2 separate regions of the Homo sapiens genome follow, and region 2 is linked to region 1. A link is a loop called in an ENCODE intact Hi-C map of the cell type or tissue named here. Cell type or tissue: CD14-positive monocyte. All regions are shown on one strand. Each heading gives the region's core, and the rest is flanking DNA. Links, peaks and the distances in the headings are about the cores only. Region 1 has its middle 49 kb from the start of RAB40AL. Region 2 has its middle 20 kb from the start of BEX1.

Evidence for each region. Peaks named below come from ENCODE experiments on the same cell type or tissue, not always from the same donor. Only the 100,000 strongest peaks of a DNase experiment are listed, where the experiment ranks them.
Region 2: a loop joins it to region 1, with 5 times the contacts of the local background. A loop is called at or near these places in 1 of 110 quality-filtered maps.

What each region holds. Positions count from the first base shown.
Region 1 is chrX:102,978,349-102,993,630 of GRCh38, reverse strand. No RefSeq gene overlaps it. Among named protein-coding and RNA genes, the nearest start is that of RAB40AL, 49 kb to the right of the region's middle. In CD14-positive monocyte, for the core only: no CTCF peak of the experiment used is centred there; a DNase peak (open chromatin) is centred at 8,210.
Region 2 is chrX:103,036,669-103,051,950 of GRCh38, reverse strand. No RefSeq gene overlaps it. Among named protein-coding and RNA genes, the nearest start is that of BEX1, 20 kb to the left of the region's middle. In CD14-positive monocyte, for the core only: no CTCF peak of the experiment used is centred there; no DNase peak of the experiment used is centred there.

The sequences.
Region 1 (15,282 bases), core at 3,518-11,517:
TCTCCACTTGAGAACTGGGCAACTCAAACCAAGACCGCCCTAAACTGAGGGAATTTTGCCTCTAAGGAATTCTAGAAGTGGATCTTCTCAGATAATGTCATGTTGTCAACCTAAAGTTTACCATGAGGTAATTAAAAACTTCTACTTCTTTTCTCCCTTGACAAACACTATTAAATCCTATCTCCCAAACAACTCTCAAACCCATCCATTTTATCTCAGCTCAAATCCCAATCCCAAGTTCATCCTCTTGCCCAAGCAGCTGCAACAGTTTAACTGCTCACCTTGCAATTCTTTGTTTAGCCTTCCCAGCCAGTCTCTATCCTATAGGCCTAGATCATCTTAAAGATGATCTTTAAAGATGTCAGTCTGATCTGGTCACTAGCCTACCTATTGCCTTTGCTTACATTCCTTCCATGGCTCCTGAGCATTAAAGGCTATAGAACCAAATCTTTGATTTGGCCTAGAAAATCTTATGTGATCTAACCCTGACTTAAGCCTCCAGTGTTAACCTTGGCCGCCTTCTCTACATTTGAGAGAGATCAGTTTTTTATCTATTCTTCACATGCCTAAGTACCTTTAACCATAAGAGGTCACAAATAACTGTCAACCCAATTCCTAGGCAGTCTGACAAGTCACTGAGTTAGGAACATCCTGGAAACTAGGATAATAGAGTTGCCACAAAACATCCTGGTTTCTTCAAAGAGACTCATGAGGAACATAAGGGAATTTACCACTTAAACCTATCTTCTGGTAAGTCCTGTGGGCTGGGGAAAAATAAGACAAGCCCTTTCTCCTCCAATACTGTTTCAGGAGTTTTCCTTAGTTCAGCTAAAAACGGGTTCCTTGTCTGGTCCATGGCCATGAAAATTTAGGCTTGCGGATGGTTTGAAGGGTGAGTAAGACAGCGTTTTATAGGGTGAAAAGGAAGTAAAGGGGAAACGGGGACTCTCACTAGACCAAAGTCCCTGTTAGAGTGCTTCCTGCCTGGCCGTTCAAATCCCAGGTTCCACCCCGGAAGAAGAGGGGCAGACTCCTCTCTGCTGCAAACATTGTGAACTTCCAGAGGCTCCATCTCAGTGGCAGGCCGGTTGGAATTTCTCCAGGGACCCCCTCCCATTTGGCTGTCTCAATACCACCCGTAGTTTTATTCTGCATTTGATAATGCTATGCCTTGACTTAGTATAGAACTTCTGTACTTAGATCAACTAACCCAGCCTTGCAAATGGCTGGACCCACTGGAGATGACCTGGAACAATGGGACCTTAAGGCTCTTTCCACTTTTGGACACTGCAACCCATGATTAATATCATGCTGTTAAACAGCTAGGGTAGCTGTTAAAGTGGGTGATAAGTTGGTTGATTTTCTGATAGGCATCAGAGAAACCTACTCAGTTTTAAATCTTAAATTGATTAAACTTGGAAGAGAATCTATGATAGTTACTGGAGTGCCTGAGAAACCCTCCCCAAAATATTTTCTTTAGCCTCAAAACATATGATAGGGAAGTTCTTTGATCCATGCTTCTCTCTATGGGCCAGAATATCCCCTCTCATTACTAGGTTGGGATCTAAGCTATATGCCCAAGTGACTTTCCAGAATGAATATAGCTGAAGTCCCTCCAGAACATGCACCTTCTTTCCAAGCAGCCTTGATTGTCTGTTTTACTTTCCCTCAGGCTCTGCCCTCTGAAAGTTCAGGAGTTAAATCTGGAAGTATGGGCCACTGGGCATCCTTGATGGGCCTGTGTGGCACTAATCCATGTTGAGACCAGGAATTACAACCCCTGGATTAAACAGTATTTTCTAAAGCTCCAGGCTAGAAGGGGTCTCCAACCCTTAGTCACAACCTTTCGGAAATATGTGTTCTTCTGACCCTGTCATTCAAAGAGACATTGAAAGTACTGGGTATTCCTGACTTATGCAAATCTTCAAGGAGGACAGGGAATTGGAATATTAACTCAAGACCTTAGAACTTTAAAAACATCCTGTGGCCTATGTTTTGAAACAGCTCGACATGATAACTAATGGCTGGCCTATCTGCCTAAGGGCAGTGGCTGCTACCTGTGACATGTTGCAGGAAGCTGAAAACTGACAGTGTATACTATGCATTATACGTTATCTTCGCTTGAGCAGAAAGGAGGCTATTGGTTAATTGTTTGGCCAACTGGGAAAGTACCAAGCCAGGCTTCTAGAAAACCCAAATGTAAGTCTTAAGGCTGTTTCTAGTCTGAATCCTGTCACCCTGCTACCAGGGAATCTCCAGCCTCCTCATCATGACTGCATTAAAATAATTGATCAGGTTTATTCCAGTAGTCCAGACCTCAGATTTGCCATTGACAAAATCCAAAGATTGCTTCACTGATGGGAGCAGTTTCATGGAACAAGGAGTCAGAAGGGCCAGACATGCTATAGTTACTACCCAGCACATAGATGAAGCCCCTGGACGTCCGCCCAAAAGGCTGAGCTCATTGCTTTAACCAGAGCTATACATTTGGTTAAGGGAAGGAAAGTCAACATTTATATTGACTCTAAGTATGTTTTCCTAATATCCCATGCTCACCGGGTAATTTGGAAGGAAAGTTGGCCTTTTTAATTCTAATAATAAAGCATGGTCCTCAAATTCTTGAATTATTGGAGACAGTAAAAATGCCCAAAGTAGCAGCAGTTATTCACCGTCAAAGACACTGGACACCCATGTTGCATAAATAAATATTAAGACTGACCTAGAGGTGAAAAATGTGGTCAGGGGGCTCACCACTCAGACTGGCTCTTGTTCCTACTCTGTTTAGATCCGTATTTCCCAGGATATTCAGAGTCTTATCTTAAAAGAGCTGAGCAAGGAGGATTTTCTAAGCTTGCTGATCATAAATGGCTTACAAATAATGAAGGAAGAAGTTATCCTTCCAGAAACTTTAATTAGACCAATTCATGAACAAATCCAAAGCACCCATTATAGTGGGAAGCTACTCTATGCTGGATACAGCCTTATCTTTCGGCCTAACTTGCAATGAACAATACAAACTGTAGTCCAAAGTTGTCCTATCTGCTTGAAAAAATAACCCAAAGCCCCAGGAAGGCACAAAAGTTCCCTTTAAACAAGGAAATCAATGGAAAGTAACTCATCCTAGGGAATACTGGCAATTAGATTTCACTATAATGCCCTGAGCCCCTGTATATTTGATGCTGGTTTTTGTCAGTACCTTTATAGGTTGGGTTGAGGCTTGCCCCACCAAGACTGAGAAAGCTACTGAAGTTGTAAAGGCTCTAATGAAGCATATTCCTTGATTTAGGACTCTTACACACTCTCCAAAGTGACAATGGAGCTGTTTTTATAGCCCGAGTAGCCCAGAAAGTATTGTGGTCACTGAGTACTGATTGGAAACTGCATTTATTTTGGCGACCTCAAACTTCTGGGATGGCTGAAAGAATAAGTAGGACATTAAGGAAGTCTCTTTCTAAAGCTTCCCAGGAGACAAATCTTACCTGGGAAAAGGTCTTACCCCTTGCCCTGCTGAGAGTATGGGTAGCCCCTAGAGGTGGGTTGGCTCTTAGCCCCTTTGAAATGTTATATAGGCGACCATTTCTCTGACCTGTAGACTCCCCATCTGAGGATTTTTCTTCCCAACAAAAGCTAAATCACATACAAAACAAAAACCAATTAGTCTGAGTTTTTTTCTGACAGATTAGTTCCCTAGTGATATGCCTCTCTACTCTGACACTGAAGGACCAAGCCCTGCTGAAAACCTGGTAATTCCAGGCTGAAGACGAGTTGCAACCACAATGGATTGATCCTTGAGGTGCTGCTGACTACCTACTCATCTGTTAATTTGGCCAGTGTTAAGCTGTATATTTATCATATTTGAGAAAACCAGTCCCTCTGGGTTCCCTCCAGGGGAAACAGTCATGGTCTTATAAACTTCTGACAGCCTTAATATTCAAAGCCCTGTCAAAGACTCTAGATAAGAAATCATGAAGGGAATATGCACTTTTCAGGTTATTGTTCTCTAGATCTTTCCTGCTTCTAGATGGGAAGGTAACCCATTAACCCATATTTCACAAACTCTTGCTCTATCAGTCAATTTATCCCACAGTTGACTTTTGGATAGGCTTAGGATTGTTCTTAAACTCCCTAGGGGATCTTCTCCATGTTCTACATTATTAATCACTCTAGTTCCAAAAAGCCAGAAACTAGCCAGGTACTTGTGAGTATTTCCAGTTACAGGTATGTTTTCATTCTTCATTATCCCACGATGCCCCTTAGAATGAAGCAGCTAGAAAGATCAGTGACTAGATTCCCCATGATTGAAGACTAGATAAATAGAAAGGGAAGGGAAACTGGCCTACTTTTCTCATAGAGCTGATGTTTATAGTTTTTTTGAATGAACATAGAAATTGACCTTCCTGGTCTTAAAATTTGAGCAACTTACTTTTGTATAATCTGAGTTCCTTTCTCAGAAAACCTACTGTTAGAGCTCCCAGGTAGCATCAGAGAGCTAAAACTTTATAGATCACAGTATCCAGACAGTGACGCACCAGACTTCTTATCTGATCACCTGCTGCCCGTTGACCAACTCTTCTTCCATAATCCGCCTCCCTAATTCCTGTACTCCCACCTCTATATGAACCCATAACTTTAGTTGGTAAAGGGAATAGATTTAAGACTTGTCTCCCATCTCTTGGGAGACATCACCAGCAATAAAACTTTTTTTCCCTGGCAATACTCATTGTCTTAGTGAGTGGCTTTTCTGTGCTGTGAGCAACCAGACCTAGGCTGAATTTCTGGTGTTCAGCAACAGATCTTGCCCAGATGGCACCACTAGCATGGCCACATGTAAACTGTTAGAACATGTCTATTATCCTACCTGGTTGACTGAGACATCCATCCTCAGAGACTGACAGGGAATTCTGGCATTCTGTCAACTCAGCTTGTTTTCCCAAGTCACCATTATACCCCAACCTATCCCCATCAGAAGCAAGAGCATGGGGAAGGCAGAACTGTTCAGGGCAGAACAGACTAGATCCCGGGAAAAGGCTGGTTTGACTCCTGGTTAGGGAGTCAAACCCCTAACTTGAACCAAGATTTCTTGAACCAAGATTAATCCTTACCTACTACAGCTATGCAGCCGCCTCTATTGCAGGGAAGGTACAGGGCTTCATACTCTAGCCAAGAGAATGAAGTTCTCAGGATGTTGAATAATTCAAAAAACAAAGAGGGAAGTTAGCATGTAGCCAGGAGTACAAACCATGACAGTAACGTAAGTTCTCACCCACACTTGTCCCACCTAGGACAGATGCTAGACAACATGCTGAAATATTGCTAGATGAGAAGGCAGCCCCACACATTGATAGTCCAATGCTAATTCAGTCCTTAGACTTCCAGAGCCTATTCAAGGATTGTCAAGACCGATTTTTGATAAACACTGACAAGTGAACAGACAGGAGAGGTTAGATGCTAAGTAGAATAAGCATTTTGTCAGTATTAGGGAAAGTAGTAACTAGAAGAAAAGGACCTAGAAAAACATGCAGAGAAGGACACTGGTAAACACCTTCCATGTTGCTGGCTGTAACACTAGTCAAATAACCCAGAATTAAGGGATGTCAAGAAATTTCACCTAAGAAAGGACAGAACAGGTCAGGGGACCAGGACAATAGTCCCCATAAACAGCTCCCCTTGTATACACACAGCAGGACAGCAAGCTAGGGTATAAGGAAGGATGTCCAGATGCTACCTGCTATGTGTCCCTTCCTGCCATCCCCACCTTGGGTAAATAACAGAGACTCAAAGGAAAAGAGTGAGAGAAAAGCTATTTGGGCAGACCACAGGAAAGATGCTACTGGAGCAGGGCTCTGTTTTCAGTATCAGAGGTATGAGGCAAGGACACAGCATGGGGCAATCTTGACCCCCTATATACCACATATTCACACATGAGGCTACTGGGCCCTCCTGATAAGCAAGACCCCCAGGCAACAATCCTAGGAGCCCCACCACAGCTTCTTGTTATCTTAGAAGCTTCTCTGCCCTGGGCCATAGAATGGTCCTGGGTACTGAATGCCTGCCCCTTAGTACCCTCCTAGGCAGTAGGTGGTCTATCTGCCTCATTATCCAGCCTTAGCCACTCAGTGGAGTTCTAGTAATTCTCCATAGAACAGGAAGACCCTCAGCAAGCTCCTAGGCAGGCCATGGGGAGAGAATGATATCCTGAGCAGAAGTGAGCCCAGTGGCAAGTCAGGAGAAACTTACAAGGGTCTTCACCTCTAATAAGGCCAACACACCAACTCAAATGGGCAAAAGATCTGTTTGAGCTTCTAGCGGAATATGCCCCAAAGTTTATGTAACTGCCAAATCCGCATGCTGAATGAAGGCCGGAAGCAGCAACACTGAATGTGTAGTATTGGTTAACAACGTGTTTTTCTATAAAACATTCTGGTGACAGAAGAGTCAAGTGTTTTCCTTTAAAAATTCTAGTCCCGGGTCTACTTTGGCATTAAGCAGATAATCATTATGTTAGATGATAAATGCATAGCTTGCTCACTAGCTTAAGGATCTTTTGGAAAACCAGTGGTGTTGTGTCTTCAGTTCATACCAAAGCAGATGAAGCCCATATTCTCTTCCTAGATGTGGCCTAAAGGAACTTAGAAGGGGCCAGGTGCAGTGGCTCACGCCTGTAATCCCAGCACTTTGGGAGGCTGAGGCAGGCGGATCACGAGGTCAGATAGAGACCATCCTGGCCAACATGGCGAAACCCTGTCTCTACTAAAAATACAAAAATTAGTTGGGCGTGGTGGTGCATGCCTGTCATCCCAGCTACTCGGGAGGCTGAGGCAGGAGAATCGCTTGAACCCAGGAGGCGGAGGTTGCAGTGAGCCAAGATCGCACCACTGCACTCCAGCCTGGGAACAGAGCGAGACTCCGCCATCTTAAAAAAAAAAAAAAAGAACTAGAAGGGAAACCACAGGAGAGTAAAACTATACGGCATTTCACCAGAACTAGAGGTAAAATAGAGAAAAGTAAATATGACAGGTCCTTTGGGGCCCAACAGAGGTAAAGCCAAACAGAGAGAAACCAAGCATCACAGAGCCACCATGGAAGGGAGGGACTCTATTTAGGAAACAGATGCCTCACTAGGACATTCAACCCCTGAGCACAGCCTGGGTCCCAGAGTCATAGCTCTGAGGGACAACTGAGTTTACCATGGAATCAGTAATGATTCTTTGTCACTGCTGAGGCAAAGAGTGGGGTAGCAGTGAGATTGGTAGGGAGAAAATTGCTTAGTCCATGGGGACAAGCATGAGTCCAAGTAACACTAAGTAAAGCTGTTGTGACAAAGACTCAGATCTAGGCAACATAACAAAGGTTTACTTCTTAAGTCTTATGAGGGTAAAGTGATTTGTGTAAGGCTTTCTTACCAGTATAGGCCTAGGAATATTTTATCTTTAGCTATATTATCTAGATTATATAGCCTCTAGGGTCACTTTTGCATAGGAAGAGCATGGGGAAGGCACAGTCACCCTACTTCCTTGAGCCAGAAATGACATTACTTCTATTCACAGCATACTGCGGAGAACTAATCACATGACCCATCAGGCACAGGGGCTGGGAAATAGAGAAAGCATATAGATGAGTATTGAGAGCAAGGTATGCAAATTCTTGTCATAGCCACTATGTTAGACTTATGAGAAACAGTATTACTACCATACTGAAGGATTATTTGAAGGAGGACAGCTCCTAAGAATAGCCCCTTAGGGCCGAACAGTGATGCCAAAGCTGGCCTCATACATGGTGAGTTTTACCTGACACCTCAAGTACTAGAGCTACCAGCACAGAAGGATGCTTTGGGACCAGCAACATTCGGAACAGCCTTGAATGAAAGTGGATCAAGAGACAAGTTTCTTCCTTGAACACAGGGATAAGCTACCATCTGGGCAAAGCCTACCAGGGCCTATCAGACTGTGCAAGGCCTACCTCGACTAACAGCAACTGCTTCTCAGCAACAAATTCGGCAGATGGCATCATGGAATTGCCTTGCTCTTATTAGGTACCTGTGAAATGTGATATACAAAATGGCATTACTCGTTCAGAGCTCTGAAATGGAGTCAGGAAATCATTCTAACAGGCACTACTTACATGATCTGAAACCTTGCAAAATAACAGGAACTTGTCTCAAACCTTCCAACTGTGCCAAACTGCCAAGACCACAACATCCTCGTAAACTGCTGAATTTCACCAGCACTGCAACTGCAACTCCTGCAGCGACAACCAATGAACTATGGACTCATTACTAAGCCAGACACCTCCACCAATGATAGTTCTTTTAAAACAACTTGTGCAATCACCCTTAATTTCCTTCTAAAAATCTTGGTAAGCACAGTGGCTCATGCCTGTAATCCCAGCACTTTGGGAAGCTGAAGCAGGCAGGTTACTTGAGCCCAGGAGTTTAAGACCAGTCTGGGCAACATGGTGAAACCCCATCTCTCCAAAAACAGAAAACAACAACAACAACCAAAAAACAAAAATAAAAACTAGCCAGATGTGGTGGCATGCACCTGTAGTACCAGCTACTCAGGAGGCTGAGGTGGGAGGATCATTTGGGCCCAGAGGTCAAGGCTGCAGTGAGCCATGATCACAGCATGCACTCCAGCCTGGGTGACCGAGTGCGACCTTTTCTCAAAAAAGAAAATAAAAAAACCATACACTCCTTCTCTTCGGAACACAATTCGGCCTTTAGCTGAATCTGTGTCTTCTGAGTTGCAATTCCTAAGACTCCAATGAATGCCTTGTCTTACTGCTTTACAGTTTGGTCTTTTGTGTCTTCTTGGTTAAACCACTTGAGCAATTGTGTAAAAAAGAAAATGGAAGGAGAAGTCAAACTCTTTAATCACCACTTTGTTGTAGAACCCCAAATTCAGGCTCGTGTACCTGATGTGCAGCTGAGGCCAAACACTGAGATACCAGTGCTTGGAGACAGAGAAACGGTTATTGGATTTGGCCAAAGTAAGAAGGCAGGAGAGTAAATCTCTCAAATTCGTCTTAACAAGGAGATGAAACAGGGAGTTTTTAATGCAGCTAGAGAATAAGGGAGGGGGATTCTCAGGGAACCCAGGGAAAAAGTCTGTGTTCCTTCAGTCTCAGATAACACCTTGAGCAACCAGACTTCTGAGTGTCAGCAGCCGCTCACAGTGTCCTTAAAGGCATTCATTTTTTCTGCAAAATTTTTCGTGACCCTGAAGTTCTCTCTTCCTGCTTGAAAAAGAAATAGTATATCAGCAGTTTATAATTATATTGTGGGAAAAAGGGATATCGGGCAAAAAGTAAGCAATTAACGTGAAGCAGGCAAGTGTGTAATAAGAATTTTCATTATTTCATTCGGTCACTAAAAGTGCTGGGGTATTGAAATCTCAAGAGGCCCGGTTACAATTTCATTTCCCTGGTATCTTGGTTAGCACTGCAGTTGTTAAAATAAGGTGACCTGCACTGTATGCTACTACTGCAGATTGTTGGTGTGACATACTGGTTTAAAAAACAGATTTAAAATAGAAAAGGGAAAAGCAAGCTAAGTCGAGGCTGTGGTTCCCAAACTCACAGCAGAATTGAAGATGTAGATATAGTAGATTGAAATGGAGGATAGGAGGGTTGGAAGGGGAGACTGAGGCCTTATAGCCTTACCCTCTGGTGGGGCTGCTGACTCACTCCATGGCTCTATAGTCACCAGTGAGCTCATCCTGGGAACAAGAATCTCACCTAGGGACTGCCAGTCCCCAGAGCTAGGGCTCCAATGGGAACTTGTCCCAAGCCAGGAACCAGAATCAGGCAGGCCAGACACGACCAGCAACCAGGCTGCCCTGAGGCTGAGCACCTGGGGAAGGGCCTTACAGACTGAGGGTGGGGGCAGGCCAGAGGCTCAGGGCCTGAGACTGAGGTGGTGCTGGGAAGCAAGGAAACCACTTTGAAGTATATTTGCTATTTAAATTAATCTTTTATTTTTCACCACTCATTTTAGGCTTATATTATCACTTTTACACCACCAATTTGATCAGAGCAATATTAACGACCCAAGCAAGGATCCAGTTCTAGCCTAATTAGGGGCAGCAGGTGAATTAGTAGATGGAAGCCCAGAGAGATAACACCGTGTGTCCAGGTCACACAGCAAAACTGGGATCTGAATTTGGAAGAGGAAACTCCTCATCATAACCCTCTACTCCAACCTCCCATCCCCCTCCTGCAGTCCTCAGGCAGTTCCCCTTAAACCATGTGTGCAATTGCATCTTTCCAGATAAACCAAGTCTGAGAAGGTTACACAAGGGTCTTGCCTCCCTTCTCCACATTTGTGGTCTGGCCCCTCCTGCAATATTAACCTGGCTCTTATAAATGTTTCATCCATTTTCTATTCCACATCACCCCTGCTACCATCTTCTCACATTTGAGCTTGGGATCATGAAAAGTAAATGTGCTTACTTCACCCACCCTTATGCTTTCGCCCAGATTTGGGACTTAACAGGAAATGATCTTGTTCAAATGTTCTTCCAATCATCTAATTCTCTAGTCCTTCAGCCCTGCCTGCTCAGCTGGGCTCAGTAAGGGATACTGTTATAAATACACCTTGCTTCTGGGTCCAGCTTTCACCTTTTCAAAGCATGCTTCTATAATATTGTCTATGTATTCCTGGGCAGTCAGGAGGAGCCATGTTTGAACACTTGGGTTCAGAGATGCTAACCTACTTGCCCAAGGCCACAAAGGGAATTGTCAATAGTTGTGAAGGTGCAGGATTCAGTTCTGACAGTTGTCTCTCTTCTAATCTCTTAGCTTGGGCACTCCTCCCCTCTTGTCTGTCCGCCAGTATCCACCCTAAAGCTGCATTCTCTGACAGAATGGGTTCCAAAGCTCAAGCCCTTTCCTTTTTGTCATATGATGGAAATAAAATCTAGGAGTTGGAGAAGAGGAAGGAGGAAGCAGAGACTGCTGTGGCTGGTATTCAGCTTTGATCACATCATGTCCCTCCTCAGAGACCTTCAATGGTTCCCCATTAACCATGAAAAACACCTAATGCCAGTTTTTAAGGAAGGCCCTTTGTGAAACTGGCTCAGGCCATCTTCCCACCTTCTTTCTCACTACTCCTCCCTCTTCAGTAGTCACATTGTGGGCTTTACTGTTCCCAGAACCCCGCTAGAGCTGTGCTTCTTCCACTGGGCTTTTGGAAATCTTTTTTTCTGCTAATCTAGATCAATGATTCTCCAACCAACCACAGATTCTATACAGAGAACCTTCTGATGCCTGGGTCTTGCACCAAAGATTCTGCTTAAATTGTTCTGGGATGGAACATCAGCATCTTAGCCTATATGACACTTTGTAAACTATAAGTCGGTATAAACAATAAAAACAGATTGGGCTCTTGTATGCTCACAGTCTGCCTTAGAATGAGGCAGAAAATGGGTGGAGAGAAGTTTAAGAGCTTGATTTCATATCTAATTTAAATATAATCCCTTCCCTCTGAAAGCTAGTGTGCTTGTTTTCCAGAGCTGGGGAGACTATTTGCCCCAAAATGGCGGAGTCAGTCTTCTCCTCTGGCTGCTTTTTCTTCTCTTTTACGTCTAGGGCTGAAAAGAACTGCAGAGAGCAACAGAATAGGCTTCCCGTTGCTTACTAACGCATTCACTTCCCATGTGGATCCTGATAATTAGTTTCCTGTTATTCTACTACCAGGTTGCAAACTCCTCCAGGGCAAAGGCCTGTATCTTTTATCTCTATCTTCCAGCACTAAGCACAGTGCTTGGCACACAAATAACAATAAATGTTGGCTAATCCATGATAAATGTGGTCCAATCTCAGCACTTTGAGCAAGGCAAGATTCAATGAGTGCAAGTGACTTACCAGTGTACCTGAGGGAGTTGGTGGCAGAGATGTGCCGAGAATCTAGCTCCTATTATTTCCAGGATGTACTCTACATATTCACACACCCTCTTCTGCCTTCCTTCTCCCAACCCACCAGGACACTGATTAAGGAAGCAGAAATATCAAGCACTCAGTACTGCATTCCAATTCCCAAGCGATAGCAGTGTCCCCTGAGGTTTACTGAAGCCCTAGGGACCACAGAGACTTCAAAGCCAAGGCAGACTACTCTCCTTATTCAATTCCAAGGAATCAGCCCCGATGTATTAGAGCTATTCTTATAAAACCATCTCTATCTGTGCTTTCATTAAGATGGGGAGGCACTGGCCCTTTACATTTCTGGTGACTTTATAACAGCGGTTCTCAATGCGTAGGCAGCAGACTCAACATTGGAACCATCTGGGAACATCTTTGAAATGCAAATTCTTCAGTTCTAGCTCAGACCTACTGAAACAGGAACTCTGGGGATGGGGCTCAGCAACCTTGTTTTAACAAGCCACCAAGGTGATTCTAATGCATGCTAAAGTCTTTAGAACAGCTAATCTAGAAGAAGGAGGAGGATCAGGGCCCTATAAAACCCTTCATGCAATGCCTTGGCTGGACGGAGGGGTGTAGGAGCCTAGTGCCTGTCATCACAGGCTTCCAGAGAAGGGCTGAAGTGACTTGTGCCTGAGTGAAGCTAGTAAGCCTTTTAGGCTGAGGCTGATGAGCAAGAATGAATTGGCTTGGAAGGTGGCTATTCCTGGCTGAATCTGGAAGAGACTCCTGGTTCCAGGAGAGCCAGAAGGTTCCACCAACATGTGTGCTGACGCCGGATGAGGAACCTTCAACTTGAAGGTTCCATCTACCTGGCCTGGTATTCTGACAGCAGGGACTGGGTTTAGGGGCTCCCTTTCCAGGTGATGGGCTTGCTCTGGGCAGGGAGAAGGCAACTGGCCTGGTGACTGGCAATGCCTTTCTGACTTGGGCTTGAGATAAGGACTACGTGGGAAATATAAGTATCGGCCTGCCCTCAGTGTGGGGTTATCCAGGCCCCAGGGTTAAAGGCTGCTGGCTTGGGCACAGGTCCTGAAAGGGTGTGGGTCATGGCAGCCTCCCCCAAGGGAGGAAGTTCTGAGACATCCCTGCTCAGGGGAGTTGAAGCAGATGTGGTGCTTAGCCAAGCAGCCATTGAGGGAGAAAGGACTGTGGGTATGAGAAGTCCTTAGGGCACAGCTGTGCAGGGCTCCCACCTGATGAAGTGTTAAGTGGGAAGGGGATGGAAAGCTGGCAGTTGGGAAGCATCTGGTCTGAGCTAGAAAGGAACCTGATGCTGGCTGTAGAGTCTGGTTGGAAGAGAACTCCAGAAATGAACAGTCTCTGTTCAGCCCTGGACTCTGGGTGCCTGAGGTTGTCTGACCCTCTAAGGTGGCCTGGGCATGTTTGGGTTCCTGAGCTGGGTACACCTTGGATGGTTAGAAAGTTGGCTTGGGAAAGTGGCAAAGTCTTGGCCTTAGTTGCAATCAGGCCCCCTAGGCCATTCCTTCCAGCTGATCCTGGGATGGCTGACCCATGGCTGCTGCCTCATATCTGGGCAATGTCACAGGCAGGATCCTGAAAGAGGCCAATGCTATGCCTGAGCTCGTGTACTTTGGGTCTGGCTGTTGGAACTAATAGCTTTCTTTAAGCAGGGTGGGTTCTGGAAAGACAATTGGGGTCTTTAAACAGTGGCTTAGCTGATTGGAGAGCCAGTGGCCAGGTGCTACGAAATACCTACGCAGCCTCTGCATCACCTGACCTCCTGGTATCCATCATGAAGACTGAGCTCTGGCATGAGAGCCTGGTGTGGTTTGGTGTCACAGGAAGAAGCTACTGGGCAAAAGTTCAGAGTAGCTGTGTAGCTGTGTGGACAATATGAGCTTGGTACACTCCTAATATCTCATTTTGCCTCGAGCTTGTTTTCCCAGGTGGTGTTGGCTACTGTCCCTGCAATGCCTATGGAGAAAGGCCAGAATTCAGTTCTTAAAAGACTTTGAGTGCAGGGGGTGGGGAGAGGATGAGCCCTAAGGTAGAGTACCCAGGTGTTGGGAATAGCCTAACCATCACTCATCAACCCACACAATGACTTACTGTGGCAGGGCCTCCTAAGACAAGGCCCCACTCTGCCTCAAGACCTTTAGTTTAGCAGGGGCGGAGGGGGCTGCTGTGAAGAGGGGAGAGAACAGCACTAGCTGAATGTTGAGGGGGCAGAAAAGCCTCAGATTAATAAGCAGTGAGGTGGGAGGCAGGAGGAATATAGGCCGCAAGTGAGAAATGTATGTCCTCACTGCAGAAATGAGGAATGTTAGTGCCTTCCCACTTGCAAGCTGTGGCAGAGACTGGACTGAGGGTTGAGGCCAAGGGGGATCCTGTCTGGCACAGGCACTAAGGGGAAAGAAGAGTGGGAGAGCCATGTGTGGAAGAAACCCCACCACTGTGAGGGGCTTGAGTAAAGCTGGCACCAAGCTGAGTGGTAGCAGCTGGCTAAATGGCATCAGTCTTAAAGGTTCCCCACGCACCACCCCTCCACCGCCACCGTCCCCGCCTCCCCCGCCCCCCACCTTCCCTCCACGCCAAACCGCTATGGAGCCGCCTCAATGTGGGCTATCCTGGCCCTCCTTGGCCTCAGTCCCACAGCTGGGACTTCATGGGCCTGACTGTCCTGCTTGAGGCACTGAACCCCTGCTGTCCCTGCAGATGTTGCAGAGGGTCAGTGTTTCTGTCATGGCCTAGGACAAGCCCTTCTGTGATCTCTATGATGGATTCTATCTCTAATCTTCCCTCGGATCCTATTGTCCCTGCTGCTCCCTTGGGAGGCAGGGGCACCTTTCTGTGTGTAATGAGAGAAGTTTCTCCTGGCTCTGGCCTCTCAAATGTTGCTTCCTCCAAAGAGCACTGTCTCACCTATCCAGGGACTGAGCAGCCACAGGGCCCTGCTGATGGCGTCATCGGCAGCTGCCGGAGGGCCCCCGCCCTTGTCTGCTTTTGTTCCTTTGACTGTCTTCCTTCCTCCAACTCTTGAATGTAGGACTGTCAGCGCCCCCCTCACCTGTGGCATGAAGTTTTCCTTACTTATCCTCTTCGTGGGCCATTTTACTCTTTAGTATCGCTAAACCTTCGGATGTTTCCCCCCCTCAGATTTTTTTCTGACTCCTATTGTTTGGATGATAGCATGACCATTCTCCACATCTTAAGTGTTCTTTTCATGTGATCTGCGTTGCCCCTTTCCTTCTAGATGATCTTATCAATCTTGATTTTTAAGTAAGCTAACTTGTTCCTTAGATCAATTCTGCTCTCATAACCATTGTATCCTGTATTTTAATGACTTTCACACCTAATCTAATGTTGCTAATGCCTTTTTAATCTCTGATTTATCTATTTTAA
Region 2 (15,282 bases), core at 3,631-11,630, 58 kb before region 1:
AAAAATAAAACCCTTCAGGCCCTGTAAGATCTGGCTCTTGGCCACTACTCTGACACAGGTACTCTTTCCCTTCATTGCTAAGCTCCAGCGACACTGCTTTCCTTTAGTTCTAAATGGGCTGAGGACTTTCCTGCCTTAGAGCCTGTGCATTTGCTGTTTCTCCTGGGAGGCTAACCACACTCCTGCCCTGGCTAACAACTATTTACTCTTTAGGACTCATCTTAAATATCATGCCTACTGTTAGGGACAAGCTGCCCCAAAAAACTTCTTGGTACTGCCAACACTTCCCCCAAACCTCTCCGTGCTGCCCGTCCCTTCCCCTACACTCTGCAACTCTTCTCCTTCCCCCAAGCCTCTTTACATTTCTATGCCCTTATCCAGGCGCTGCAGTGAAGCCAGCATCACTTATCAGACCTTGCTGCAATAAACAAACCCCAATTATAAACCATCCGGACCGCACCAGGGGAGGTCGTGGGAAGCATAAACAAACTTTACCTACACCCCTGTAATAAACGTCACAAGGTGATATGTGGCAAAATTAACCAGCAAACAACCCCAGGGTCTCTCTTCCCCATATAAATCTCTCATTTTGTAAGCTCAGAGCTGCCTTCTCTGTCTGTAGTGGAGTAGCCAGCAGGTTCAATAAACGTACTTGCCTGAATTTGGGTCTATTCCTCCTTTCTCTTGGCTGACCTTACATTCTGGTGCTGAAACCCGGGAATGGGATAGACTCTGGCCGGGACTCACTCTCTCTCTCTTTATCTCTCTCTCTCTCTCTCTCTCCAACAATGTAAAAACTGATAAACTGAAAATCAACAATTCTTAGACTATGAGAGAATTGAGGTCACAGGGCAAACTACTGTCCCCCCAAATTGGAGAGACAGACAGGTGTATACAAAGAATCACAGCTTACCTGGAGCAGGAGCCCAGGAGCAGAAACCACCACTGGAGCTTGTACCACGGTAGGAAAACATAACCCATAATTGACAAATTACTGAAGGTTCAGTGTAGACAAGATTAAGAGTTGGAAATTCCAGGTGGGCTCAGTCTCAGCCTGTATCCACCCCTACTTTTGTGTGTTTATGTCCGGAGCCCTACCAGTTTCTCACAGTGAAGATCAGAAAAAAAATACCTTCCTGCTTCTGACAAGGGGATGCTAAAAGTAACCATTCTGATATATACACAGAACCTTTCGTTCTTCTTAACAAGACCTGCTATCAAGAGAAACAAACCAGCCAGGTGCGGTGGCTCATGCCTGTAATCCCTGCACTTTGGGAGGCTGAGGTGGGCGGATTATGAGGTCAGGAGTTCGAGACCAGCCTGGCCATCATACTGAAACCCCGTCTCTATTAAAATACAAAAATTAGCTGGGCATGGTGGCATGCATCTGTAGTCCCAGCTACTTGGGAGGCTGAGGCAGAAGAATTGCTCGAACCCAGGAGGTGGAGGTTGCAGTGAGCCAAGATCACGCCACTGCACTCCAGCCTGGGCTACAGAGCAAGACTCTGTCTCAAACAAAACAAAACAAAACAAAGAAGGGTACCTCAAGGCATTTAATAATCAAACTCCCAAAGGTCATGGATAAAGGAAGGATCCTAAAAGCAGCAAGAGAAAAGAAACAAAATACGATGGACCTCCAATACATCTCACAGCAGACCTTCACATTTACATTAGAAACCTTACAAGGCAGAAGAGAGTAGCATGATATATTTAAAGTGCTGAAGGAAAAAAAAACTTTTACCATAGCAAAGTATATTTGGTGAAAATATCCTTCAAACATAATGCAGAAATAAAGACTTTCCAAGACAAACAAAAGCTGAGGGATTTCATCAACATCAGACCTGTCTTACAAGAAATTCTAAAGGGAGTTCCTCAATCTAAAAAAAAAGATATTAATAAGCAAGAAGCTATCATCTGAAGGTATAAAACTCATTGGTAATAGTGAGCACACAGAAAAACAATATTATAACACTAATTGTGATGTGTAAACTACTCATATCTTAAGTAGAAAGACTAAAAGATGAACTGATATAAAATAAGAAGTATGACAAATTTCCAACACACAGACAGTACATTAAGATATAAATGGAAACAAAAAAAGTTAAAAATCACATGAAAAAAGTTAAAGCGTAGAGTTTTATTAGTTTTCTCTATGCTTATATGTTTGTATATGTAATCAGTGTTAACTTGTCACCAGTTTAAAATAATGGGTTATAAGATATTATTTTCAAGCTTCAGGGTAACCTCAAATCAAAAACACACAACAGAAACAAAACAAAACAAAAAACAAAAACAATAATTTTTTTTTTTTTTTTTGAGACGCAGTCTCTCTCTGTCTCCCAGGCTGGAGTGCAGTGGCGCGATCTCGGCTCACTACAAGCTCTATTTCCTGGGTTCACGCCATTCTCCTGCCTCAGCCTCCTGAGTAGCTGGGACTACAGGTGCGTGCCACCACGCCCGGCTAATTTTCTGTATTTTTAGTAGAGACGGGGTTTCACCATGTTAGCCAGGATGGTCTCAATCTCCTGACCTCATGATCCGCCCGCCTCAGCCTCCCAAAGTGCTGGGATTACAGGCGTGAGCCACCGCGCCCGGCCAAAAACAAGAAATTAAAACATACCACCAGAGAAAATAATCTTCACTAAAAGGAAGACAGGGAAGAAGAAAAGAAGGAAGAGAAGACCACAAAACAACAGAAAACATATAACAAAATGGCAAGAGTAAGTCCTAACTTATCAATAATAACATTGAATGTAAATGGACTAAACTTTTCAGTTGAAAGATGTAGAGTGGCTGAATTGATAAAAAATAAGAACCAACTATCTGTTGCCTACAAAAAACATACTTCATGTATAAAGCCAAATATAGAATGGAAATAAAGGGATGTAAAAAGATATTCCATGTGAATGGAAACCAAAAAAGAGCAAGAGTCACTATAGTTATATCAAACAAAATAGGTTTCAAGACACAAACTATAAATAGAAACAAAGAACATCATTATAAAATGCAAAATGGGTCAATTAAACAAAAAGATATAACAATTATAAATATGTGTGCACCCAACAATGGAGCATGCAGATATATAAAGTAAATATTACTGGAGCTAAAGAGAAAGACATCAATACAATAATAGCTGGAGACTTCAACACTCCACTTTTAGCATTGGACATCATCCAGACAGAAAATAAACAAACATCAGACTTAATCTCCATTATAGACTAAATGGAGCTAGTAAATATTTATAGAACCTTTCATCCAACGGTTGCAGAATACATGCTCTTCTTCTCAAAACGTGGATTATTCTCAAGGATATATCATATACTAGGTCACAAAACAAGTCTGAAAACAGTTTTTAAAACTTTGAAATAATATCAATTATCTTCTCTGACCACAATGGGATAAATCTAGAAATCAGTAACAAGAGGAATTTTGAAAACTATACAGACATATGAAAATCAGACAATGTGCTCCTGAACAATCAATGGTTCAATTAAGAAATTAAGAAAGAAATTGGCTGGGTGTGGTGGCTCACGCCTGTAATCCCAGCACTTTGGGAGGCCGAGATGGGCAGATCACGAGGTCAGGAGATTGAGACCATCCTGGCTAACATGGTGAAACCCTGTCTCTACTAAGAATACAAAAAAATTAGCTGGGCCTGGTGGCGGGTGCCTGTAGTCCCAGCTACTCAGGAGGCTAAGGCAGGAGAATGGCATGAACCTGGGAGGTGGAGCTTTCAGTGAGCTGAGATCATGCCACTGCACCCCAGCCTGGGAGACGAGCAAGACTCCGTCTCAAAAAAAAAAAAAAAGAGAAAAAAGAAATTAAGAAAGAAATTGTAAAATTTATTAAGGCAAGTGACAGTGGAAACACAATATAACAAAACCTATGGAATACAGTGAAAGCAGTATTAAGAGGGAAGTTTAAAGTTATATGTGCCTACATCAAAGAAGCAGGAAAACTTCAAATAAACAACCTAATAATGCATCTTACAGAATTAGAAAAGCAAGAACAAACCAAACACAAAATTAGTAGAAGAAAAGAAATAATTAAAATCAGAGCACAAATAAATGAAATTTTTATGAAGAAAATGATACAAAAGATCAATGAAATAAAAAGTTGAGTTTTTGAAATAATAACAAAATTGACAAACCGTTAGCCAGAGTCATTATGAAGAAATGAGAGAAGACCTAAATAAATAAAATTAGAGCTACAAAGTAGACATTACAACCAATACTACAGAAATTCAAAGAATCATTAGAGGCTACTATGAGCAGGTATATGCCAATACATTGGAAAATCTAGATGAAATAGATAAATTTCTAGACACATACAATGTACCAAGATCGAACCAGAAAGAAATACAAAACCTGAACAGCAAAGCCATTATAAAAATTATCCCAGGAATGTAAAGCCTGGGACTCAACGGCTTCACTGCTGAATTTTATCAAACTTTTTAAGAAGAACTAATACCTATCCTACTCAAATTATTCCAAAAAATAGAGGAGGGAATACTTCCAAACTAATTCTACTAGGCCAGTATTATCCTGATACCAAGACCAGAAAAAGACACATCAGAAAATAAACTACAGGCTAATATGTCTCCTGAATATTGATACAAAAATTCTCAACAAACTATTAGCAAACCAAATTTAACAATACATTAGAAAGAGCATTCATCATGACCAAGTGGGATTTATTCCTAGGATACAAGGATGATTCAACATATGCAAATCAATCAATATGATACATCATATCAAGAGAATGTAGGACAAAAAGCATATGATCATTTCAATTGACGCTGAAGAACATTTGATACAATTCAACATTGCTTCATGATTTAAAAAGAATCTAAAAACCTGAGTATCAAAGGAATATGTCTCAACATAATAAAAGCCATATATAACAGACCCACAGCTAATATTAAACAGAATGGAAGAAAAACCGAAAGCCTTTTCTTTAAGATCTGAAACACAAGGATGCCCCCTTGCTACACTGTTGTATTATTCCATTCTTTCATGGCTATAAAAAACTATCTGAGACTGGATAAAGAAAGGGTTTAATTGACTCACATTTCTGCAGGCTGTACAGGAAGTATGGCTGAGGAGGCCTCAGGGAACTTACAATCATGCAGAAGGCAAAGGGAAAGCATGCACGTCTTACATGGCTGGAGAAGGAGGAAGAGTGAGATGGGGGAGGCGCCACACACTTTTAAACAACCAGATCTCGTGAGAACTCACTCATTATCAGAGAATAGCAAGGGGGAAATCTGCCCCCATGATCCAATCAGCTCCCACCAGGCCTCACCTCCAAAATTGGGGATTACAATTTGACATGAGATTTGGGTGGGGACACAAATCCAAACCATATTAACTCTTATTCAAAATAATACTGGAAGTCCCAGCTAGAGCAATCAGACAAGAAAAAGAAATGAGGCACACCTACACTGGAAAGGAAGAAGTCAAATTATCCTTGTTTACAGATGATATTATCTTATATTTGGAAAAAACCTAAAGACTCCACTAAAAAAATTAAGAGAACTGATAAACAAATTCAGTAAAGTTGCAGGATACAAAATCAACATACAAAAATCAGTAGCATTTCTATATGCCAATTGTGAACAATCTGAAAATGAAATCAATAATGTAATCCCATTTATAATAGCTACAACAATATTAAGTACCTAGGAATTAACCAAAGAAGTGAAAGATCACTATAATAAAAATTATAAAACATTGATGAAAGAAATTGAAGAGGACATAAAAAATGTAAAGATATTCAAAATTCACAAATTGGAAGAATCAATATTGTTAAAATGTCCATACTACTCAAAGAAATCTACGGATTCAATGCAATCCCTATCAAAATACCAATGAGATTCTTCACAGAAATTTAAAAAAACTATTCTAAAATGTGTATTCAATCACAAAAGACCCAGAATAGCCAAAGCTGTCCTGAGTAAAAAGAACAAAACAGGAAGAATAACATTTCCTGACTTCAAATTATACTACAGAGCTATAGCAACCAAAACAGCATGGTGTTGGAATAGAAACAGACACATAGTGGTGGCTCACACCTGTAATCCCTGCACTTTGGGAGGCCGAGGCGGGTGGATCACTTGAGGTCAGGAGTTTGAGACCAGCCTGGCCAACATGATGAAACCCCATCTCTACTAAAAATACAAAAAATTAGCCGGGCATGGTGGTGGGCGCTTGTAATCCCAGCTACTCAAAAGGCTGAGGCAGGAGAATCACTTGAACCCAGGAGGCGGAGGTTGCAGTGAGTCAAGATCGTGGCACTGCACTCCAGCCTGGGCAACAGAGAGAGACTCCATATCAGAAAAGAAGAAACAGACATATAGATCAATGGAACAGAATAGAGAACTCAGAAACAAGTCCATGCATCTGTACTGAACTCATTTTCGACAAAGCTGCCAAAAAATACACTGTCTCTTAAATAAACGGTCCTGGGAAAACTGGTTACCATATGCAAAAGAATGAAACTAAACCCCTATCTCTCACCATATACAAAAATCATATCAAAATGGATTAAAGACTTATACCTAATAACTCAAACTATGAAACTACTACAAGAAAAAGTTGGGGCGAATCTCCAGGACATTGGACTGGTAAATATTTGTTGAGTAATATCCTACAAGCACAAGCAACCAAAGCAAAAATGGACAGATAGGATCACATTGTTACCTTTGCTGTGCAGAAGTTACAAAGCTTCTGCACAGCAAAGGTAATTATCAACAAAGTGAAGAGACAACCCACAGAATAGGAGAAAATATTTGCAAACTATCTATCTGACAAGAGATTAACCACCAGAATATATAAGGAGCTCAAACAACTCTATAGGAAAAAAATCTAATCATCCAATTAAAAAGGGGAAAAGATCTGAATAGACACTTCTCAAAAGAAGACATACAAATGGCAAATAGCTATAAGAAAAGGTGCTCAATATCACTGATCATCAGAGCAATACAAGTAAAAACTACAATGAGTTATCATCTCACCCCAGTTAAAATGGCTTTTATCCAAAAGTTAGGAAATAACAAATGCTGACGAGGATGTGGAGAAAAGGGAACCCTTGTACACTGCTTTTGAGAATGCAAATGAGTACAACTACAAATTTTGCAGTCTCCTCAAAATCAAAAAATAGAGCTACTATATGAGCCAGCAAATCCACTACTAGTTACATACCCCAAAAAAGGAAATCAGTATATTAAAGAGATACCTGCCTACCCGTGTTTGTTGCAGCACTGTTCACAATAGTCATGATTTGGAAGCAACCCAAGTGCCCATCAACAGATGAATGAATAAAGAAGATGTGGTACATATACACAAGGAGTACTATTCAGCCATAAAAAAAGAATAAGATCCTGTCATTTGCAACAACACAGATGGAACAGGAGGTCATTATGTTGAGTGAAATAACCCAGGCACAGAGAGACATACTTCACGTGTTCTCACTTATTTTCATGAGCTAAAAATTAAAACAATTGAACTCATGGAGCTAGAGAGCAGAAGGACGGTTACCAGAGGCTGGGAACGGTAGTTGCAGGAGAATGCAGGGGGGTGTTTGGGAAGGAAGTGGGGATGGTTAATAGGTAGAAAAAAAATAGAAAGAATGAATAAGATCTAGTATTTGATAGTACAACGGGGTGACTATAGTTAAAAATAATTTAATTGTACATTTTAAAATAAAATGGTATAATTGGATTGTTTGTAACACAAAGGATAAATGATTGATGAGATGAATACCCCATTTATCCTAATATGATTATTACACATTATATGCCTGTATCAAAATATCTCATGTACCCGGGAAATATATATACCTACTGTGTATCCAGAAACATTAAAAATAAAAAAAATTAAAGTAAAAGACAGAAAAAGACTTTCTCAGACAAATTAAAATTGAGGAAATTTGTTGCCATAATATATGCTTCAATGTTAAAAGAAGTTCTTCAGAGAGAAAAATAATACAGATCAGAATCTTGGATCTACATAAAGAAAGGAAGAACATTAGAGAAGGAGTAAATGAAGATAAAATAAAATCTTTTATTATTTTAATAAACGTATCAGGTTACAATTTATTCAAAATAACAATGGCAACAATGCATTCAGTGATTACTGCTATGGAAAAGTGATAGGAATAACAGCAATGTTTTAAGTGAAAGGAGGGAGAAATTGGGAATACTCTATTAATTAGTACTTATCCATGAAAATATATAGTATTATTTGGAAGTGGACTTTTATTAGTTATAAATATGTATTACAAACTCGATGGTGATCACTAAAAAAAGTTTTTAAAAAGTATTATTGATATGCTAAGAGAAAAGATAAAATGGAATTATACAAGGTGCTCAATTAAAACCAGAGAAGACAGAAAAAGAGTGGAAGACAAAAAAGAGAGAGAAATAACAGCGATAAGAATTCGAAAACAGTTAAAACATGGTAGACATTAATTCAACTATACCAATAATCACTTAAATTTTAATAATTTAAGTACATCAGCTGAAAGAAATGAACTGTCAAAGTTGATAAAACAATATGACTCAACTATATATTTTCTATATTCTACAAGAAACCAACTTTAAATATGAAGACATAGATAATGTAACAGTGAAGGGGTTGAGAAAAATATACCATGTTAATTCTAATGAAAAGAAAGCTATAGTAGCTATAAACTCGGGGCAAAGAAAAATTTAAAGGAAGGAAAATTACCAGGGATAAAGAGGGGCACTGAACAATGACAAAAGAGTCAATTCTCCAAAGAGACATAAAAACCCTGGATGTGTATGTGCCTAACAGAGAGCATCAAAATATATGAGTCCAAAACTTACAAAACTGCAAAGAGAAGTAGATGAATCAACTATTGTAGGTAGAGACTTCAATACCTTTTATCAGTAATTGACAGATTTAGCAAGCATAAAATCAATAAGGATATAGTTAAACACAACATCATGAGTCAGTTGTATCTAATTGATATTTATGGAATACTTCATCCAACAACAGCAGAATACATACTCTTTTCAAGCTTACACAAATTATTCATCAAGATAGATGACATTCTGGGCTATAAAACACACCTTAAAAATTTAAGAGAATAGATATCATGCAAAGCATGCTCTCAGACCACAGTGGAATTAAATTAGAAATCAACAAGAGACAGATAACTGGAAAACCCCCAAAATACTTGAGGGTATAAATAACACACTTAATAATCAATATTGTTAAAATGATCATACTGCCCAAAGCAATCTACAGATTCAATGTTATCCCTGTTAAAATACCTACTTAATTTTTTACCGAATTAGAAAAAAACAATTCTAAAATTCTTATGAAACCAAAAAAGATCCTGAATAGTCAAAGCAATCCTATGCAAAAATGATAAAACTGGAAGCATCACATTATCTGATTTAGAATTATACTACAAGTCTGTATAACCAAAACAGCATGATATTGGCATAAAAGTAGACACATAGATCAATGGAACAGAATAGAAAACCCAGAAGTAAAGGCACATATTTACAGCCATCTGATGTTTGACAAAATCAACAAGAACATACACTGGGAAAAGGATATTCTTTTCAATAAATGGTGCTGGGAAATTGGATTGTCATTTGCAGAAGAATAAAACTGGACCACTATTTCTCACTATATACAAAAATTCACTCAAGATGGATTAAAGACTTAAATGTAAGACATGAAACTATAAAAATACTAGAAGAAAACCTATGGAAAACTCTTCTGGACATTTGTCTGGGCAAAGAATTAATGATGAAAACCCCAAAAGAACAGGTAATTAAAACAAAAATAGACAAATGGGACTTAATTAAACTAGAGAGCTTCTGTGTAGCAAAATAACTGATCAACAAAGCAAACAGACAACATGCAGAATGGGAGAAAATATTTGCAAACTAAGCACCCAACAGGGGACTACTATCAAGAATTTTCAAGGAACTCAAACAATTCAACAACAATAACAACAAAATTATCCCATTAAAAAGCGAGCAAGGAACATTAATAGATACTTTTCAGAAGACATACAAATGGCCAACAGGCATATGAAAAATGCTGAACATCACTAATCACCAGAGGAATGTAAATTAGTATCACAATAAGATATCATCTTACACTAGTTAGAATGGCTATGTTTTTGGAATGGCTATTTTTAAAAAGACAAAATACAACAAATATTCATGAGGATGTGGAGAAAAGGGAACTCATACACTGTTGTTAGAAATGTAAATTAGTAAAACATCTATGGAAAACATTACCGAGACTTATCTAAGAACTAAAAGTAGAACTACTAGTCAATCCAGCAATCCCACTGCTAGGAATCTACTCAAAGGAAAAGAAACAATTACATCAAAAAGAGACCTGCACCTGTATGTTTACTGCAGCACTATTTACAATAGCAAAGATATGGAATCAACCTAACTATCCATCAATGAGTGATTGGATGAAGAAAATGTGGTATGTATACATAATGGAATACTATTCAACCATAAAAAGAATAAAATCATGTCTTTTGCAGCAACACAATGAACTGGAGTCCATTGTCTTAACTGATACAAGTCAGACACAGAAGGATAAATACCACATGTTCTCACTTATAAGTGGGAGCTAAATAATGTGTATACATGGATGTAGAGTGTGGAATTATAGACAATGGAGATTCAGAAGGGTGAGTGGGTTGGAGGGTTATGGATGATGATAAATTACTTAATGGGCTCAATGTGTATTATTCAGATGATTGACACCCAGAAAATCCTGACTTTACCACTACATAATCTATACATGTAACAAAATTACATTTGTATCCCATAAAATTAGATAAATAAAATTAAAATAAGGCAGCAGTAAGTCTTCACCTCTCAATAATTACTTTGAATATAGATGGATTAAATTTTTCAATCAAAAGACAGAGAGTGGCTGAATGGAAAAAAATGAATGCCCAACTATATATGTTAACAGAAGACTCACTTCAATTTAAGGACACACAGAACTGAAAGTGAAAAGATGAAAAAATACATTCCATGCAAATGGAAACGAAAATAGAACAGGAGTAGCTATACTTAGATTAAATCGACTTTAAGTACAAAACTGTAAAATTAGACAAAGGACAGTATATAATGATAATGGTGTCAATTCATCAAGAGGATATAATAATTTTAAGTATATTTGCACTTAACATAAGAGCACCTAAATATATAAAGGAAATATTAATGAATCTGAAGGGTAGGATGGACTATAATACAATAATAGCGGGGGACATTGGGAGGCCGAGGTGGGCGGATCACAAGGTCAAGAGATTGAGACCATCCTGGCCAACATGGTGAAACCCCGTCTCTACTAAAAATACAAAAATTAGCTGGGCGTGGTGGCGCATGCCTGAAGTCCCAGCTACTCAGGAGGCTGAGGCAGGAGAATCGCTTGAACCTGGGAGGTGGAGGTTGCAGTGAGGTGAGATTGTGCCACTGCACTGCAGCCTGGTGATAGAGTGAGACTCCATCTCAAAAAAAAAAAAAAAAAATAGCAGGGGACATTAAGTCTGACTTTTAACAATGAACATATCCGGAGAGAAAATCAACAAGGAAAACTTGGACTTAAACTGTACTTTAGCCCAAGGGTAACTATCAGGCATATAGAAAGAATTCCGTCCAACAGCAGCAGAATATACATTATTTTTAAAGCTCACACATTCTCCAGAAGATCATATGCTAGGCCCCAAAACAATCTTAACACATTTCAAAAGACTGAAATTATATAAAGTATCTGACCACAATGGCATAAAACTAAAAATAAATAACAGAAAAAATTTTGAAAACTTCACAAATACATGAGAATTAAACAACATGCTCCTAAACATCAATGGATCAATGAAGAAATTAAAAGGAAAATTTTAAATATCTTGAGACAAAATGGAAACACAATATAACAAAACTTATGGGATGCAGCAAAAGTAGTTCTATGGGGAAAGTATAGACCAATAAATATCTGTAACAAAAAAGAAGAAAGTCTCACATGAACAACCTAATATTACAACTCGAGGAACTGGAAAAAGAACAAATTAAGCCCAAAGTCAGAGGAAGGAAGGAAATAATAAAGATTTGATTAGAAATAAACTAAATAGAGACTAGAAATACAATAGAAAAGATCAAGGAATTGAAGAGTTAGTTTTTTGAAAATATAAACAAAAGTGACAAAACATTAGTTAGACTAAAAAAAGACAAATGACTTAAATAAATGAAAGCAAGGATGAAAAAGAAGACATTATAACTGATACTACAGAAATTGAAAAGATCATAAAAGACCACTATAAAAAAATTATACACCAGCATATTGAATAACCTAGAAGAAACGGATAAATTCGTAGACACATACAACCTACCAACACTGAATTATGAAGAAATAAAAAATCTGAGCAGAACAATAATGAGTAAGGAGAGTGAATCAGTAATAAAAAGTCTCCCATAAAGAAAGGCTCAGAATAATTTATAATCCTTTGGGTATATACCCAGTAATGGAATTGCTGGGTCAAATGGTATTTCTGTTTCTAGGTCCTTGAGGAATCGTCACACTGTCTTCCACAATGGTTGAACTAATTTACACTCCCACCAACAGTGCAAAAGCATTCCTATTACTCCACAGCCTCACCGGCATCTATTGTTTCCTGACTTTTTAATAATCGCCATTCTGACTGGCATGAGATGGTATCTCATTGTGGTTTTGATCTGCATTTCTCTAATGACCAGTAACGATGAGCATCCTACTATAAAGACATGAACAAGTATGTTTATTGCAGCACTATTTACAATAGCAAAGACTTGAAACCAACCCAAATGCCCATCAATGATAAACTGGATAAAGAAAATCTGGCACATATACACCATGGAATATTATGCAGCCATAAAACAGAATGAGATCATGCCTTTTGCAGGGACATGGATGAAACTGGAAGTCATCATTCTCAGCAAACTAACATAGGAACAGAAAACCAAACACCACATGTTCTCACTCATAAGTGGGAGTTGAACAACGAGAACACATGGACACAGGGAGGGGAACAACACACACCGAGGCCTGTCGGGGTGTGGGGGCAAGGTGAGGGAGATCATTAGGACAAATACCTAATGCATGCGGGGCATAAAACCTAGATGGCAGGTTGATAGGTGCAGCAAACCTCCATGGCACATGTATATCTATGTGAAAAACCTGCACATTTTGCACATGTATCCCGGAACTTAAAGTAAAAAATAAAGAAAGGCTCAGGACCTGATGTCTTCACTGCCAAATTCTACCAAACGTTTATAAATAAACTAGTATTAATCTTTCTCAAAATTCTTCAAAAAATTAAAGAAGAGGAAATACTTCCAAACTCATTTTAGGAGGCCAGCATTACAATGATACCAAAGCCAGCCACAGACACTATAAGAAAAGAAAATTGTAGGCCAATATTCCTGATAAACATAGATGCAAAATCCTCTGCAAAATAAGAGCAAACTGTATTCAACAACACATTAAAAGAGTCATTCAGCCAGGTGTGATGGCTCATGTCTGTTATCCCGGTACTTTGAGAGGCCGAGGCGGACGGATTACAAGGTCAAGAGATCGAGACCATGCTGGCCAACATGGTGAAACCCTGTCTCTATTAAAAATAAAAAAATTAGCTGGCATGGTGGTGTGTGCCTGTAGTCCCAGCTACTCGGGAGGCTGAGGCAGGAGAATTGCTTGAACCCAGGAGGCAGAGGTTGCAGGGAGCCGAGATCATGCCACTGCACTCCAGCCTGGCGACAGACTGAGACTCCACCTCAAACAAAAAAAAGTCATTTGCCATAATCATGTGGTATTTACAACAATGACGCATGATGGTTCAACATACACAAATCTATAAATGTGATTTATTATATGAACAAAATGAAGGATGAAAATGTTATGATCATCTGAATAGATGTAGTAAAAGCATTTGACAAAATTCAACATCCATTTATGATAAAAATTCTCCACAAATTAGGTATATAAGGAATGTACCTCAACATAGTAAAGGTCATATATGAGAAACCCACAGCTAGCAACCATACTAAATGGTGAAAAGTTGAAAGTTTTTCCTCCGAGATCAGGAACAAGATAAGAATGCTCACCCTCAACACTTCTAATCAACATAGTACTAGAAATCCTTGCCACAGCAAATAGGCAAGAGAAATAAATAAAAGGTATTCAAATTTAAAAGGAAGCAGTTAAATTGTCCCTGTTTGCAGGTGACATGGTCTTATATATATATATGTGTGTGTGTGTGTGTGTGTGTGTATGTATTACATATCTAAAAAATATACATGTATGTATATTTATATTATATAAATGTAACATTTATATAATAAAAATATATACATACACATGTATATTATATAATTAAATATAATATATACGTATATACATATGTATACATGTATATACGTATATAATATACATGTATATATGTATATACATGTATATTATAATTATATACGTATATACATGTATATGTATATTATATCTATATACGTAACATTTATATGTATATTATTATATTTTAGGGTGTTTTATATATATAAACCCTAAAAACCACCAAAAAGCTCTGTATTTATTTATTATTGTTTTTTAGGCAGTGTCACTCTGTGGTCCGGGCTGGAGTGCGGTGGCACAATCTCGGCTCACTGCACCTCTGCCTCCTGGGTTCAAGCAGTTCTTGTGTCTCAGACTCCTGAGTAGTTGGGCTACAGGTGTGAGCCACCATGCCCAGCTAATTTTTTTAATTTTAGTAGAGATGGGGTTTCACCATGTTGGCCAGGGTGGTCTCGAACTCCTGGCCTCAAGTGGTTCGCCTGTCTTGGCCTCCCAAAGTGCTGGGATTACAGGCATGAGCCACTGTACCTGGCCCCAAAAAACTTTTAAACCTGGCAAACAAATCCAGTAAGGTTTTAGGATACACAATGTTAAAAATCAATAGCATTTCTATATACTTATAAGAAATTATCCAAAACATAAATGAAGAAAACAATCCCATTTACAATAGCTACAAAAAAGAATACTTAAGAATGAATTCATGCAAGCTTGACTACTGCCTAAAATTGAAAAAAGAAAAATGAATAAACCTAGCCAAGGAAGTGAAAAAAACACACCAAAATCTATAAAATGTGAATAAAAGAAATAGAAGACATAAATAAGTGAAAAGATAGTCCTTTTCATGGGTTGAAAGAATATTGTCAAAATGTCCATACTACCCAATTCCTAC